Linked DNA regions of Homo sapiens: region 2 is linked to region 1. A link is a loop called in an ENCODE intact Hi-C map of the cell type or tissue named here. Cell type or tissue: Calu3. All regions are shown on one strand. Each heading gives the region's core, and the rest is flanking DNA. Links, peaks and the distances in the headings are about the cores only.

Region 1 (4,873 bases), core at 1,262-3,761:
CACATAAAATTAACCATCACAAACAGCCACAAATCAGGCATAGCTTAACTGTCACTGGTTGCGGATTAGTGTAGAAGTTTCCATGTTCCATGGGTCAAGAAAAGTCCAGAAGACTTAAGAATTCTGGAGATTTTACAGAGATGAATTTTCTAGCACAAAGAAAACTCCACTAAAAGGGGTAGGGGGTTGAAGGACAGAGAAAAACCACAGGGGGAAACCATTAACAGATAATGAATCATCATCTCAGCTTAACAGCTCCTGCTGCTTCCTCTCACAAAATAGCATCTTTGCCAGGCAAGGTTATCTGGGAGGGGAGGATTCACTCATAAAAAGAAACGCTGGAACCAGGACCTCTAACTGTGTGTAGGGGTGTGCGCGCGCGCGTGTGTGTGTGTGTGTGTGTGTGTGTGTGTGTGTGTGTGTTAAACCTCCCCAGCAGAATATTTAACCAAGGACACATTTTCCCCTGCTCTAATTCCTTAGCCGTTCCTCCTCCTCTGTAAATCTTCTAAACATTGCAGAGCCTCAGGCTTTGAGCCGGCCCTCAGTGCTAGCTCCATTCTCTCCTTAAATGATCTCATTCACAGATTTAAATACCATCAATATGCTGATGATTCCTGAATTTATTTTCCCCAGCTCAGACCTTCCCTACCAAAGAGCAATTTCATATGGTATGGCTTAATATAGCAACCAATAAAAAACCTCTCACTCATATCATTTTTTTGCTCTCTTTAAAATGATTCCTTCTAGTCATATGATTTGTAAACCCCCCCAAATCATTAAATAATCACCCACCGCCATGTTATATATAACCTGTGTGGATCAGTGATGAGTTCAGACGCAACCTAGGTATACTCACTGGTATTTCAGAAAGCATGGCTTTCTCACTCCTGCCTCTATCCCACTTCTGCTAAACAGCACCCAGCATCCAGGGCCAGGCTGGGGATGTATGAGAGAATATAAAAAGATTAGAAACCTGCTCAGAATAAGTCTTCTGACAGTTGGTTCATGCCTGGGAGAATAAAACTTCCATCTAACAAGACTGACCACCAAAAGTTCTTTTGTTTCCTTTTTGGAAATTTTTTAAGAATAAGGGACAAGTCAGGTCATTTTGGTGAGTTTTATTGGGAAGAACAAAATGAAATTAATCTCCTTGGTATAATTCAGTACATTCACAATTCGCCTCTGCATTTCATGGAAGAGCAGAAGCATACGCTCAGTGGCCAGGCTTTCAGAGCCACTAACGCAGTTCCCATTTTAACATTCCTAGGGAACTGAAGCAGGTTACTGCTAAAATTGGATGAGGCTCAGCGTCTTAACATTTATGGATGTTAAACCAAGCCAGTGCTGGGTTTCCAACATGCCATAGGCTCGGCTCAAGGAATTTTAAACCAATGACAAAAGCATGGGCCTGCTTCCTTGTCAATAACATCAACACCTCCACCCCCAGACAATCCCACTGCCATGGTAAGTCTGGCTTTAGTGTTTTTGATTTTATTTTGTCCCAAGCCTAGAGAAAATGGGGATGGTGGAAGCTATTTAATCTCAATGTCTTTGTTTTACAGATAAACAAGGTAAGGCCCAGAGAAGTCCAGTATCTTGCTCATGGTCACACAGCAAATTTCTCAATATCACTATCTTAGTCTCCCCATCTGTAAATGATAACCACAAGCTGATCTCCCTTGTAGGGTTTCTGTGACTATTAAATATTGTGTCAGACAGACTCAGCACAAGCCTGACCATAAAAAGCAAAACAGATGTTTGGCATTAATAATCCTCTCCAGGCTTATCCTTTGTAGTCAGGGAAGCTGTTAAGATTGTCAGAGAAGGCCGGGCGCAGTGGCTTACGCCTATAATCCCAGCACTTTGGGAGGCCGAGGTGGGTGGCTCACCTGAGGTCAGGAGTTCAAGACCAACCTGGCCAACATGGTGAAACCCCATCTCTACTAAAAATACAAAAATTAGCCGGGCGTGGTGGTGCATGCCTGTAGTCCCAGCTACTTGGGAGGCTGAGGCAGGAGAATCACTTGAACCTAGGAGGCAGAGGTTGCAGTGAGCTGAGATCATGCCACTGCACCCCGGCCTGGGCAACAGAGCAACAGAGACTCCATCTCAAAAAAAAAAAAAAGATTGAGAAATCAGCAAGTCTTGCTGCAGTGTGTTCAAATGTTCCTACCACCATGCATATTTGGTTTAAAAAAAATCAGAAAGGCTACTCTAAAATTAACCCCCTTCTATCTTTGAACTTCACAAATGAGACCCAACAGTGGGGAAATAAGAAGAGGGAAATCTCCTGTTCAAAAACAAAATGGCCTTTCCTACAGACAAAAGATGGCTTCTAGGATGGCAAGGGATTTGTCTCCCCTTTATGAAGTCAGCCTAATTAAAGAAACTTTTCTATCAGTTCTTCAATTAAATACACATCTCCACAAAGGAAGCCTTGTTATGCATGAGAGACTGCCCTCTACTGTGAATTTTCATTAGTGCAGTAGGTGTTGGTTTGGAGACCTGGGGCAGGCAGGGGATCTGAGTCCAAGAGTCTGGAAGAACCTGTGCCAGTGGAGGACACTGACTTGTTCTTCCAGCACTGTCCCCACTGAAATGGAAAAGGGCAACCCTAAGGGTTCTCAACCAAATGAAGAATTCTAGGGGTGCAGCTGAGATAGAGGAGATGTTGCTACAGACTGACACACACATCCCTGCTGTCTCAACCTTGAGGCCAGTTAAGGGCTCACAAGTAGAATAAAGGCTAATCAGCCCCATGAAGCATCCCTAAATTTCAGAGAGATAGCAACTTGTTACAAAATACCAGAGTGGTAGGCTTAAGGAAACAGCCATAGGCATATGAAAATAAGTCTGCTCCTCTTCCCATATTTAAAAGTGGTTGGAAAATTCTTAAAGATAACTCTGCTGTTCTGATGTCTCTTATGGTGCAGCGACCCAGGGGAGGATTTCAGACTGACATAAGAAAGAATGATCCAGTGGTCACAGCTGACCAATGATTATGAGCTTCCATCTCTCAAGGTAATCAAACAGATTCTGGATGATTCCTTAGGGACGGAGAGAAATCTCAAGATTCCAGCTCCAGAAGGAGAGTTAGTCTACATCAGTGGTTCTCAGAGTTTGAGACTTCACAGATCAGAAAAACATCCAAAATAATTTTGGGAAATTACATAGGGTTTAAAGACATTTATAAAAATGATTATTTAATATGACTATGACTTCTTAGAAGAAGAGAGTGTTTAAAGCACATTTAATGGCCAGGCATGGTGGCTCATGCCTTAATCCCAGGACTTTGGGAGGCTGAGCCGGGTGGATCACTTGAGCTCAGGAGTTCGAGACCAGCCTGGCCAACGTGGCAAAACCCTGTCTCTACTAAAAATACAAAAAAAATGAGCCGGATATGGTGGCTGGTGACTATAATCCCAGCTACCTGGGAGGCTGAGGCAGGAGAATAGTTTGAATGGGGAGGCAGAGGTTGCAGTGAGCTAAGATTGCACCACTGCACTCCAGCCTGGGTGACAGAGTGAGACTCTGTCTCAAAAAAAAAAAAAAAAAAAGAAAGAAAGAAAAACACAGGAACAAAAACAAAAACAGGCATCATTATTCTTTACATTGAATGAATGGAGATGAATGCACTTCACAACACTTAATCTTCACATTTTGTTAAAGTGATCCAACAAAAATATTATAACAGAGCAGCACTTGCTTATCCATTACCTTTGCAGAAACTTTCTTCAATAGTCAAAAATGTTGATAAAGCTATCTTCATGTTGGAGAAAAGAAAAGATCCCATCCAATCCGAGTGTTTGCATTTGAACATGTTTGAGCATTTGGAATCAGCAGAGCAGAAGGTTTTGAGAAGGGGCAGAAACAGCACCTGTTGTCTTACCTTCCTGCTCCTGGAGAAGACAGTGCACCATGCAGGGCAGCACTCCCGTACAGGATATCTTAACTTGGGCCTTGTGGTTTAACTTAAGAGACTCCCTGAAAACTGAAAGCTAAATTAGGTGTAGACTACACTTGTTTGAGCATGTGCAGAACTTCCAACAGGTTCACAAAAGGGCCCATGAACTCAAAAATGGAAAGGCGCTGATATAAAAGGATGAATTCCAAAATACATGTTATTGGAACCTGTAGTAGATTGCAATACTGGTCCCAATTTTCACACCTCCCTGCATCCACACCTTTACTCATCGTGGCTATCATTCATGGAGTATAACTACCACTCCTTCCTCACCTTTGACTTGGCCTCATGACTTGCTTTGGCCAACAGCAAATGGGTGGAAATGACAACGTGCCAGTTCCAAATTTAGGCCTTTGGAGGCCTCATGTTTCCCAGCTTGCTCTCTTGTGCCTCCATCCCTGCCAGAAGGTGAGCACACCCTGGGTGGTCCCAGGAAGAGGATGAAAGATGTGAGAAGCACAGCCACTCGGCCAATCCACAAACTCACAAGTGAGAAATAAGTGCCTAGTTTTGCACACCACTGAGATTCTGAGATTAGTTGTTACACATCCTTACAATGGCAATAGCTAACTGATACAGGACCCAAATTCCAGAAGTTTCCTAGAGTAGAAGAGGGTGAACTGATGCCATTACGGCAGAGTAGAAGATAGTGATAGGAGATGCAGTGCAGCTTCTTTCTCCATCTCATTCCCACCCAGCTTCTATACAAGCTCTCTGGATCTTTGCCTAGTCACTGGCTCTAATAGCAAGTTAAGTCCCCTCTCCTCAAGCAAAGAAAAACAAATGAGCTGAGTCTTCATATTCAGTTATTTTGGTCGCTGAACTCCAATAGATGTGTGAGTTTTTCAAATATTTGCAGATTATCTTTTTGAAATCCACCTTTAATCATTTTTACTTGTAATTGTT
Region 2 (4,873 bases), core at 1,210-3,709, 150 kb before region 1:
ATTTAATGTCACCTTCTTAGCAGTCTAGCTAGAACCTTGCATTTTAACTTACATTTCATGAACTAAGCGCAGCATATCCAACTGCACATTTTCCTTAGGAGTGTTTCCATGAAGGAAATTCCTTCACCTAATCACTTCCCAACCCCCTTTCTTCAACTTATACCCTCTTTCCCACCCTGTCTACCCTAGAAAAGGTATTTTAAAAGAAAATACATAAATCTTCAGCTTATCTGGGTGGTATGCTCCGCAAATAATCACAAAGATTGTTTGACTGGTTACACAAGTTAATTTTCCATTTACAGTATAGAGCAACAATGTATTCTACAATAAAACTAGCCAACCCTGAGAGTCCACTTCAGTGGACGACTTGGCCAGGGGCCAAGATTCCCAGATTCTTTGGCTTCTACTGCTCCTCCCCCTACACTCACATTGGGCCATCATTGCTTTACAGCTGCTTCTCTTTGGGTACACTTCACCCACTCCAGTTCCTGTGTGTCTAAGACAGTGAGCATCAGTCTGTGAATGGCAATCTGTGCACCCTGCCAGCATTAATGATGGGGCCAAGAGTGTACCTGGTCATCTGTAAGAGGAGCACAGTCTGACTGAGATATTTACAAAAGGAAAGAGAAGCACTGCTGAAAGAAGATAACTATTTACTGAGCACTTACTATATCCTAGTCATCCCAAGACAGAGAATAATTGTTTCTATCTGAGAGATGAGAAACAGGAGGCCTAAGAGTTTAGGTGATGGCCCCAAAGAAAAACAGAAAGTGAGAGAGCAGGGATTTGGACTTAGGTCTGTCTTATACCAAAACCTGTGGCTTTTAAATACAACCATGTACTGAGAGTGGGAATATGAAGTGCATGTGTGCAAAAACTCTAAAAACAGGAATGTCATCCCTTGAAGACAGCTTTTTAAAAAATTGTCTGTGGACAGTAGAAAACAGAAAGTTTCAATGATGTACCCATTTCTTTATTGGGCCTAGAACAGCATTTCTCAACCTTGACATTATAGACAATTCATGCCAATTTCTTTGTTGTTGGAGGCTGTGCCATGTATTGCATGGTGTTCAGCAGTACCCATGACCTATATCCATGAGATGCCACTGGTCACCCTTTCCCCAGTCGTGAAAACCAAATATATCTCCAGAAATTGCCAAATATTCTTGACGGACAAAATTGCCCCCCTTGGGAACCAGTGGTCTAGAATCATTTTAGAAATCCTATCTTGTCACATGCTACTTTGGGGTTCATATAAGGTAGAGGATGAGAACACAGATTCTGGTATCAGTCATACCTGGGTAGAAATCTCAGCTCTGTCACTTACTAGCTGTGTGAATTATTCAACCTCTTTGAGGCTTTCAGTGTAAAATGGGGACAGATAATAGTATTCTGAGGATTAAAGGAGATTATGCAGATGAAGCCCTTAGCAGAGTGCCTGACACATAGTAATAGTGCTATAATAATGTCAGTTATGATTATTAAGAAAAACGATGTTAGAAGATGACAGATTTAATCACTTCATCTCAGAGATGAGTAAACTGAGGCTCAGAAACAAGAAGACTAATTTTGGTTAGGACCCAGTCTACTTGTCCAAGAAATATACATATTTGATCACTGTTCTCAATGCCCTGTCTCATTTTACCCCAATAAAATGGTATCTGTGAGCCTCCTAGTATGTTATTTCTGTACTACCCATGCTCTTTCATGTCATAATTGTTAGTATTCCAATTTGTGGCAGCCAAATTATGGAATAGGAAAAGTTGCATCTTTCAGGGAAGACCCATCACCTGTTTGATGCCATGACGAATCAAAGACAACAGAAAAACTAACAGGATGAATAGAAATGTTAACTTGCATGGAATCAAAGCAGTGGCTCAGAGCAACCCTTATAGCATTTGGGAAGTTACCGTATTTTGGCCTTGATATTCTGTCGAAATCAACCACAGTCCTGGAACACCTTCTGTTTAATTTTACTCAGTGAAAATGTTTGTGCTGCCACTGGTAACCAAGGCTGGATACCCTGGAATCTCAGTTCAAATGCAAAAACACCATCTTAACATGCTCCAATTTGTATACTTATTTGTGTCTTGTCATTTTCAGGGAGGATATAAGATGAGCTAACTGGCAAAGGGAATTATGTAGTAACTGATGCAATAATTAGTCTCTCACTTGAAAATGTCGGGGATAATTACCAAGTCATATTTAGGAAGGAGCTCTCCCTGGCCAGGGCTGATTTTCAATTACCCTGGATTTAGTGAACATATGCTAGACATTCTGATGTTGGCCACTAGGTGATGATGATAAAAGGGGAAACTATGATAAACCTAGAGGAGAAAAAGTGAATGACTGGTGTGTGTGTGTGTGTGTGTGTGTGTGTGTGTCTGATAGAGAGGGAGAACGAGACAGGGAGAGAGAGACAGAAAGCGAAAAAATGGGAATGGATATATTCATACATGCCACAAAACACAACTTAGCATGACCTAGGCTTCATCTGGTCACCAACATATAGCAGAAATATAGCACGGTAATTGGGTCAAGTGGCTCATGGCTCAAAAAAGAGCAGTATCATTACATATGTAATACACAGGTATGATTCTACTGCGGTTGTGGGTAGACCAATGGTTCTCAACCAGTATGTCATAGCACACATGAATATACCCCGAATATTTCAAAACCAGGCTGCCAAGTTTTGATCCATGTGTGTAAATTATTTTTTCAATCATAGATGCCTACCATAACATCGCTACCAATCTAAAGAATGTGGAATTAAGTTATTTAGCCACTTGTTGTCAATAGGGTAAATTATTACTAATAAGAGGTAAGAAGCACAGAAAATTTCAAGCCGATTTTTCTAAGAGAAAAAATGTGTGTTCACTGGATAATGCTAGAATTTTTTTTCGATTTTTCCAAAGCTTGATTTAACAAGAAAAAATAAAGCTCAACTCCAATTCCTTAAAATGTCCTGCCAAAAATTCTAGTGTTTGAAAGTGTTCTACAACAAAAAAGTTTAGATGGGTCAGATAAGGAAGGACGGGAAAGCTTATCTCTGCAAGAATTATGGGGTTTCTCAGGCTGGGAAAACTGGGAAATACTGGATTAGAAGTCTTTTTTTGTAGTCACGGCTATCTCAATGCTAGTGGCCCTCACCTCTCAGTCTCATCTTTCCACTTTTAGACAGAGCATTCAGAGTACTCTGAAACACATATTCTACATGTAGATTGCTGCTTCTGTTTGGAATCAGTGTCCGCCCTCATAACAATAGAAGATCTTAAAGGAAAATGATAACCTTGAAGAGGTGACGTGTGTTGCAACAGACTTTAGGAGGTTGCACTGAGCAGTTCTGGGGCTTTTGACCAGGCAATGTAAGTATTCCTGTCTGGGCCAACCATTCAAATCCAGAGAGGCATGGGGGAGGATTCCTCTTTTTGTACCAATGGATGATTCCTGAGAAAGTTTTAAATCCAACGGAATGGGCAGCTAAGCATTGTTCAGCTGAAGATCCAGGGTTTGAAATCTACATTTAGTCTCAGAGCTTTTAGGTTTAAAAGAAGGCAGGAGTGAAAGGACCAGGTGTCTGAATAACCATGTGTGCTCTCAATTTGCCAATAACCTAGTTATTTCTGCAAAGATGGGGTTCTCTCTCATTAAATGATAATTCACTGAGACTTTTCCTATCGGTTTGAGCTCTCCTGAATATCATTTAAAAACCACTGGGTGTGGTGGCTCACACTTGTAATCCCAGCACTTCAGGAGGCCAAGGCAGGTGGATCACTTGAGGCCAGGAGTTCGAGACCAGCCTGGCCAACATGGCAAAACCCCTCTGCAAAAAACACAAAAATTAGTCCGGTGTAGTGGTGCGTGCCTGTAGTCCCAGCTACTCAAGAGGCTGAGGCAAGAGAATTGCTTGAACCTGGGAGGCAGAGGTTGCAGTGAGCTGAGATCATCCCACTGCACTCCAGCCTGGGCGACAAAGCAAGACTCCATCTCAAAAAAACAAAAACAAAAACAAAAACTGTACACCTCTCTTCCTTGGAAAACCTCATTGCTATAATTACCTTTAAAAAACGCTGTACAAGGGATCTTGACGATGCTATTAAAAACAGAGCCCTGAAGTTGGAAAAAACTTTAGTGATCTTCTCAGATAACCGTGACCCAACCTATAGCACCCCCACAACCCTACCTTCCAACATAAGAATAAAATTCTCTTTTCTTTCTTTTTGATCTTCGTATTTCTCTATTTGATAATGCCTGTGGTCTGAGTTCAGTTAGATCAGTGTTTCTAAAACTTTAATGTGCAACAGAATCATCTGGAAGGCTTGTTAAATACAGATTGTTGGGCCCGTGGACCAAACCCCAATGTGTTTTTCAGCGAGTCTGAGGTGGGTGGAGCTGACACTTTGCATTTCTGACGACTTTCCAGGTGCTGGTAAAACTGATGTTGCTGATATGTGGATCACACTTTGAGGAACACTAAATTAGATGCTTAAGCATGAAAGGCTAAGATATGTCTAAAGACTTTGGTCCAGTTCACAGCCAAAGGTTTTACTTTCCTTTGCTACATGTCTGCCTTCATTTCAAAAATTATTGGTAGAAAGTACCCTCATAAAGTTCTCTGGTTCCCCTGGACTATCCTGCCTTCTAATACACTGAGGAATCCCAGAGGAGGGGCACGATGTAGCCACATTCATTCATTCTCAGCAATACTTATTCACAGGAAGCTCCGAAATACAGCCTCCATGGTTCAATCGAAGTCCATTTTGTAAAAATCACATATTTAAGCATTTCATTTTGTAGATGAAAATCCTGAAACCAAAACAGGTCATGTGACTTGTCCAAAGCCACAGTGCTGGTAGCAACTGGCCGAGCTGCC

Evidence for each region. Peaks named below come from ENCODE experiments on the same cell type or tissue, not always from the same donor. Only the 100,000 strongest peaks of a DNase experiment are listed, where the experiment ranks them.
Region 2: it touches region 1 in a loop (4-fold over the local background); 7 of 110 quality-filtered maps call a loop at or near these places.

The regions. Positions count from the first base shown.
Region 1 is chr3:64,396,920-64,401,792 of GRCh38, forward strand. No RefSeq gene overlaps it. Among named protein-coding and RNA genes, the nearest start is that of PRICKLE2-DT, 46 kb to the right of the region's middle. In Calu3, for the core only: no CTCF peak of the experiment used is centred there; a DNase peak (open chromatin) is centred at 2,502.
Region 2 is chr3:64,242,252-64,247,124 of GRCh38, forward strand. It overlaps a transcript of PRICKLE2 not described here. Among named protein-coding and RNA genes, the nearest start is that of PRICKLE2, 19 kb to the left of the region's middle. In Calu3, for the core only: CTCF peaks have their summits at 2,274 (motif pointing right) and 2,475; a DNase peak (open chromatin) is centred at 2,350.